Linked DNA regions of Homo sapiens: region 1 is linked to region 2. The links are chromatin loops, found by intact Hi-C in ENCODE. Cell type or tissue: heart right ventricle. All regions are shown on one strand. Each heading gives the region's core, and the rest is flanking DNA. Links, peaks and the distances in the headings are about the cores only. Region 1 holds the start of CX3CL1 (C-X3-C motif chemokine ligand 1). Region 2 holds the start of TRL-CAG2-1 (tRNA-Leu (anticodon CAG) 2-1).

What was found. A loop is a pair of places that touch in the nucleus more often than their neighbours do. Peaks named below come from ENCODE experiments on the same cell type or tissue, not always from the same donor. Only the 100,000 strongest peaks of a DNase experiment are listed, where the experiment ranks them.
Region 1: it touches region 2 in a loop (8-fold over the local background); 49 of 110 quality-filtered maps call a loop at or near these places.

The regions. Positions count from the first base shown.
Region 1 is chr16:57,369,074-57,373,500 of GRCh38, reverse strand. CX3CL1 (C-X3-C motif chemokine ligand 1) reads right to left here and starts at 1,011. Exons shown (of 3, transcript NM_002996.6): 1 at 863-1,011. The coding sequence starts at 932. In heart right ventricle, for the core only: a CTCF peak has its summit at 1,005; a DNase peak (open chromatin) is centred at 1,060; H3K4me3 peaks cover 1,531 bases; H3K27ac peaks cover 2,161 bases.
Region 2 is chr16:57,299,510-57,302,009 of GRCh38, reverse strand. It overlaps TRL-CAG2-1 (tRNA-Leu (anticodon CAG) 2-1), which reads right to left and starts at 2,059; the gene lies at 1,977-2,059. TRL-CAG2-2 (tRNA-Leu (anticodon CAG) 2-2) reads left to right here and starts at 1,448; the gene lies at 1,448-1,530. RefSeq lists silencers at 1,416-1,585, 1,876-2,085 and enhancers at 1,736-1,795, 2,206-2,335. In heart right ventricle, for the core only: CTCF peaks have their summits at 1,275 and 2,249; DNase peaks (open chromatin) are centred at 1,369 and 2,079; H3K4me3 peaks cover 1,967 bases; H3K27ac peaks cover 2,280 bases.

The sequences.
Region 1 (4,427 bases), core at 1-2,500, 71 kb before region 2:
AGGGGGCTGGCTAGCGGTTCATGGAGGTGATGTGGCCCACAGAGGTGGTGAGTGTGCATCTGTGCTCTCTCCTGCATTCAGTCCCATGTGTCTTACCTTCTCCTGCCCTACTTGCTGGCTGTGCATTGTCAGGCCAGTTTCTAAACCTCTCTGGGCCTCCATCTTATCCATATCAGGTAGGATGGTTAATTATGTACCCCTACCAGGTCCTGGGCTTCAGTAAGCAAGTGACTAGAGGCAAAAGCATTTTCTACACTGTGCTTGGAGGAGGAAGACAGCATGACGGGTAGACACAGGCAGAGCAACTGGGGCTATAGACTAGCACAGCAGTGGCAAGCCCCAACCATGAGCTGCAGTGACCTTGACCTTCACTGGTCCTGGGCCCCCTAATCCTGGGGGCTTTGAAAACAGGACAGGAGAAAGTCCCAACTGTGGCCTGGCCCAGGGCCAGGGCTGCGGGTTACACATTAACGCTTGATGGAAAGAGCCAGCCACTGTCAGCCAGGGCCTCCCACCCCAGTGCCCAGCAGGAGCTTCTGCAGGCTCTCTCCACCCCCGCCCTCCTGGCACACCCACACCTGGCTCCCTTATGCCACCCACACCACCTCTCTGTGCTTCCAGGCACAGCCACTTTGCTCGCTGGGCCAGGCAGGGCGGTCGCTGGCAACTGGAAATCTGTCCAGCGCTGCATCTGGGGGAAGCGAGGTGCCCAGCCCCCTCTCGCACATCCCTGGGGAAGCGGCTGCCACCGGCCTTGAGCTTTACCCAGGCAGGGTCTGGGGCCCCTGATGTCAGGCTTGAGGGATAGACAAGGGGCTGGGGGCTCCCTACCCTGTTTGTGCCCAAGTCAAGCCCCACTTACCAGCCAGCAGGACAGTCAGATGGCAGAAGGTGGCCAAGCGGAGCAGCCACGACAGAGATATCGGAGCCATGGCTGAGGGTGGGCAAGAGTCCCGGCGGGGGCCAGGCAGGCGGCTAGAGCCAGGCGGCAGAGCTCAGTGCTGTCCCCTTGCCGCCGCCAGAGATCTGTGGCTTTTTATAATGGGGTTGGCTGCCTCCGCCTCCAGCCCCCGCAGGCAGGAGGGTGGGAGGGGAGAGGAAGGGAGCCAGTGTGCAGCCGCTGGATTCCTCAGGATGTTGCCAAGGAACCAAGCCGGCTTTGTGTCCCTGGGCTTCTCACCATCCTAGGCTTGTCATACTGGGACCTTCCCCGGGAGGCTGGACTGGGCCTGCCTGGGTACAAAGGCCTCCTCTCCTGCCACAAGCTGGGAACATGCCCTAGGATCTGGCCTGGGGCCCTTGATCCTAAGTGGGCAACACACAAAAGGCCAGCAGGCCGTGGAATAGAGAGCGGGGCGCCAAGGGGCCGGGAGAGACTCAGGGCCCCTCCATCCTGGGTCTGACAAGCTCTTCTTTGATCCAGAGAATGCCTCGCCCACATCAGGATGGACCCCTAAATTTCCCCTCTTAGAATCCCAAGCTCCTGGGGGACCTTGTTGATCTATGCATCTCCAGAGCCCAGCAGGGAGCCTGAAGTCAGCAGGGGCTTGGTGCAGGGTCTGCTGAAAGAAGGATTGAGTCCAACTTCATATGGATAGATGGGGAAACTGAGGCCCGGAGCCACCCCAGGTTATCCACAGCATCAGAGTGGAGAACTCCCCTCCCACCACCATGATGAGCAGAATGTGGACAGCTCAGGACCCAGGAGAGAGCCCTGGCCTCCCTGCCTCCACCTCCCGGTCTCCCGCTCCCTGCTTTGCACCCACTCCCACCTCTGCTCTGGCCCCTGTTAGCCCAAAGAACAAGGTGGCTGCCAACCCATCCCCGATAACTCTGTGGCTCTTGGCTCCTCAACTCTGTAGCCGTGGCTTGGATAAGGCTTGCCTCTCGTGGGGCCTGAGTTCTCTATCTGCCCAAAGAGAGCATTGGGCTAGTGCAATGGGGAGAGGGCTTCCCAGCACCGGCCCTCCAACAGGCTCTCACCGAAGGGTGCAGAGGCTTGCCAGCCTTGGGAGCACATTAGAACACAGTCTGCCTTCATGGCAGCCTTCCCTAAAGGCAGTGGCAACAATCCCTGAGACTCCAGAAGAGTCAGCAGCTCTGCCTTGGTATAGGACTGAGCTGTACTGGTGTCTCCAGGCTGCCAATCTGAGGGAAACCAGTTGTGGAGCCAGCATCCCACGCTATGAGCCAGTTGGGCTGGGCAGAGGGGCCACAGATCCCAAGGCCAGGGACCTCTCTCTCCTCAACCACCCCCCCCCGCCCCCCCACCCAACCCAATGGGCTGCCTGGTGCATGGGGTTAGGGGTTAGGAGGCTAGATACTTCTTGAAGTAGCGGAACACCCTTGGCAGGAGCCAAGGTCCACTCATGCTCAGAGAATCTGTCCTGGCCTGTGCACATGGGAAGCTAGTAGCCTTCTCATTCCCAATGTCCAATCCCTCTTTTTATAACTGGTGAAACTGAGGCCCAGAGAGGGACAAGGAGGGATAAAAACTGAGGTCGTGTTCTTTCTGCTCTGTTCATGTAAGAACAGAGGAGGAGGCCGAGTGCGATGGCTCACGCCTGTAATCCCAGCACTTTGGGAGGCTGAGGTGGGTGGATCACCTGAGGTCAGGAGTTCGAGGCCAGCCTGGCCAACACGGTGAAACCTCGTCTCTACTAAAAATACAAAAATTAGCTGGGTGTGGTGCACACCTGTAATCCCAGCTACTTGGGAGGCTGAGGCAGGAGAATCGCTTGAACCTGGGAGGCAGAGGGTTGCAGTGAGCCAAGATCACGCCACTGCACTCTAGCCTGGGTGACAGAGTGAGACTCTGTCTAAAAAAAAAAAAAAAAAAAGACATTTTCTTAGGTTCACCAGCCAGGAAATGAGGGATCCTGGATTCGTCCCAGCCAGCTGGCTCTGAGGTCTGAGCTCAAGACCAGTAGGGTCCACCACCTGCCTCCACCCTCACTGCGAGGACCAATGTGAAGACTAAGTGAGTTTATGTCCATAGGGTACGGGACAGAGCCTGGCATAAAATAGAAGCGAAAATGCAAAGCACGGCTCTGCTTTTCCTCATTTGACCCTTTGGACACCCTCTACCCTCCCCAGGTCCAGCTTCTACTCCCATAAAATGGGAATGATCACCCCCATCTATCTCATTAGGATGTTAAGAACTGAATTTAGATTTAATTTGGACACAATAACCAGGCTTTCAGGCTAGCCAGACCCAAGGCTAAACAGGACTCCAGGCCGGATGTGGTGGCTCACACCTGTAATCCCAGCACTTTGGGAGGCCGAGGCAGGAGGCAGAGGCAGATTCCCGGGAATCTGAGACCAGCCTGGCAAAACCCCCTCTCTACAAACATGGTGAAACCCCCTCCCTACAAAAAATATACGAAAATTAGTGTGGTGGCCTGTGCCTGCAGTCCCAGCTGCTCAGGAGGCTAAAGTGGAAGGATCAAGTGAGCCTGGGGAGGTTGAGGCTGCATTGAGCCATGATCATGCCACTGCACTCCAGCTTGGGCACAGAGTGGGACCCTATCTGAAAAAAAATAAATAAATACATCAGCAGGACTCCACCACGGATAAGGGGTGTTCCCTTGGGCAAGTGACTTAACCTCTCTCTGCATTTCAGCTTCCCTATATGTAAAATGGGATGCAAACAGCCACCTCATCAAGCCACCACGACAGTGAATAAAACTAAGGACTTTCACAGTGCCTGGCACGCAGGAGGCATTAGTATCTGTTATTGAGCCCGGTGTGTGCCAGGCAATGTGGTGGGATGGGGGACACAAAGGCAAGTGAGCTGAAGTCCTTGCCCCCAGGAGCTGTAGCTCAGTAGGAGAGAGAAGTTGCCAGCCCTACCAGAGGGCTAGAGGCTGTGGGCTCGGGCAGGAAGGGAGAACTGCATGCTTGTTGGGGAAACAAGAAAGGTGGGTGAGAGAGATGATCTTTCCATCTGAAGATGGGCAGAATTTTGCTTTGTCTCTTTAAAATTTCTGTTTTGGAAAATATTCAACAATACAAAAGAAAGAATCGTACAAAGACTTTCAAATCTCCACCAATGGCTGGGCGCAGTGGCTCACGCCTATAATCCCAGCACTTTGGGAGGCCGAGGTGGGTGGATCACCAGAGCTCAGGAGTTGGAGACCAGCCTGGCCAACATGGTGAAACCCCGTCTCTACTAAAAATACAAAAAATTAGCTGAGTGTGGTGGCGGGTGCCTGTAATCTCAGCTACTTGGGAGGCTGGGAGAGAATTGCTTGAACTCGGGAGGCAGAGGTTGCGGTGAGCCGAGATTGCACCACTGCACTCCAGCCTGGGCAACAAGAGAGAAACTCTGCCTCAAACAAACAAACAAACAAACAAACAAAACCTCTACCACCAATGATTAGCATTTTTTAATATTTGTTTTATCTTTTTTATTTTTATTTTTTAGC
Region 2 (2,500 bases), core at 1-2,500:
TCCCTTCGCTCCATGCCTGAATGTATCTTGAGAGTGGAAATTCTGTTTTGTTCACAGCATCTAGAAGAGTGGCACATAGCAAGTGCTTAATAAATGTTTGTTGACTTTCTTTCCAGCTTCCAGGGCAATTTGTATTTTAGAAGAGGACACAAAAGAGTTTAGTGCTAAACCTAAAGGAAAGAATTCTGGCAGTCAATGAGGAGAGGACATTTGGGACAGGGAAAGAGGAGGATTTCATTGTCTTTCAGATAACCAGGACCTCTGCCCACCCCCATGGGGCTGCATCCCAAGCTCCAAGCATCTCAAGGGAATCTAATCCAAGGGTGGTAAGTGCTGCTGTTCTCTGGCCGAGGCCGCTCTGTGATACCATCTCAGACAAGTCCGAGGGCACTAAGAGGTTAATGTGACCCCACTGCTCACACCTTCTAGGCCTGACCCCTGGACTCCAAAGTTGGCTCAGAGATGTTCGAGGGTCTTGGACCCTCTCTTCTAGTGCCTGTGTACAGAGAGGGGCAGCAGCTGCCATTGTAGGAATATGAGTCATTAATGAGGGAATTCATTAATTAATGTGTAATTGTTACACACCAGGTCAGCGGCCCAGCCCCCTGAGATCCTAGAAATCCTTCTGGAGAAGGGCACCCTCTCGGTACCGAGGTCTTCTGGTCCCTGGAAACAGCCTGTGCGCGGCGTGCGTAAGCCTAGAGGGGGTGGAAGGGAAGAGAGGAAGATGCCGCGGGGGCCAGGAAAAGAGAGATGAGTCACGAAATGAGGGGATGCAGGAAGGAGGAAGCGAGGGAAGAATGAATCCATGGGATCTTCCCTGCGTACCTACTGTGTGCCGGGTACGGTTTGGGCACTGGGGACATAGGAATAGGGCGGGTCTGGCTGTGCAGCTGCAGGCCTCGTTCTATCCCGGAGCCTGAGTAAATGAATTATAACACATATACAAATGTGAAGCTGCAGCTGGGGCGAGTATTCGGAAGGAGAGCGCGGTAAGAGTGCCAGGCGGCCTTGCAATACCTGGGCTTTACCTAGATTGGGCGCCAGCCCACGGAAATGTCTGCGAATCAGTGCAGGTATACGGACTTGATTGCATTGTGCACAAGGGAAATGCAAGGTTGCTTGCAGATTTCAGGAATCAAAGCTGACATGATAGTACATGTATGAATGCAGAATGAATACAGGCTGGAGGCACGAATGCATGTGTATTGAAGTAACAGTCTTCGGTCTCGGCCTTCTCTAGTAGGCCTTGCGCACCCTCTGGCGTCGCCTAGGTGCATCGCGCTGACCTTCCTTGTCCCATCTCTCCACGCCCATTGGAGCAAGTGAGTGTATCTCGCTCCACCCAACGCCGGGCGGACAACTAGGAGTGGGTCTTCGCTGCCCACTACGCATGCGCATATTGCAGAACTTGTGAAGAGGCTTTATGCGCCACACACTGCAAGCAGTCAGGATGGCCGAGCGGTCTAAGGCGCTGCGTTCAGGTCGCAGTCTCCCCTGGAGGCGTGGGTTCGAATCCCACTTCTGACAGAGCTCAATTACTTTTCCTCATCAACACCGCAGATCAGTGAGGTTATGATGTCTTGTGTGTATGTGTTCTGTGTATATGTTCTTATAATCTTTTTTTATTCTTTTACAGATCAATGAGGTTATGATGTCTTGTGCGTATATGTTCGCATAATCTTAATTGTTTTACAAAACGAGTATTTTCTTATTAACGAGCATTTTCTTTTTTAAAAAAGAATCTCGCTCTGTCGCCTAAGCTGGAGTGTGGTGGCGACATCCTCCCGCCTCAACCTCCTCCGAAGTTGGGAGTTCAGAATCACACGACCACGTCCTGTCAGACTTTTTCTTCCCCACAGACATTCATTTAGACTTTGGATTGTGTGTAAAACGTACGGTCCTCTGTGTTTGAGGGCCTCTCTTGGTGTGCGGTCGTCGAAGATTTCTCTTCTGAAATACCGGAAAAGAGCGCTTGTCAGAAGTGGGATTCGAACCCACGCCTCCAGGGGAGACTGCGACCTGAACGCAGCGCCTTAGACCGCTCGGCCATCCTGACTTCCTAGGAGAGACTATTTTGGGGTCTGATGTAGTTCCTCTCATGCTTCAACGACGCTCGGGACTCAGAACCCAGAGGCGGTGTCCCGGGCAGTTCCGAGTCCGGCCTGCAGCTTAGGTTATCCACAACCAAACCCATCCGGTGCAGCGAGACTCACTGCTGTGGTCAAACTGGCGCTTTCAACTGAATACACAGATAATTTAAATGGAAAATCAGTTTCCCTTACCATCAACAGAAATAAACACAATGAAAACGAAATAACGTTGCTAAATTCTAGCTGCCTGCCCAGGCTCTGAGCCTCAAGTGGTGGTATTATGAACTATTACTAATACCGGTCGGATGTTTCGGGCTGTGAATGGGGCACTGGCGGAGTAGGGGGCGGGGTTTGGAGAATTATTGTTGGAAGGAGGACGCTCTATAAGGTTTTTGTCATCCGCTCCT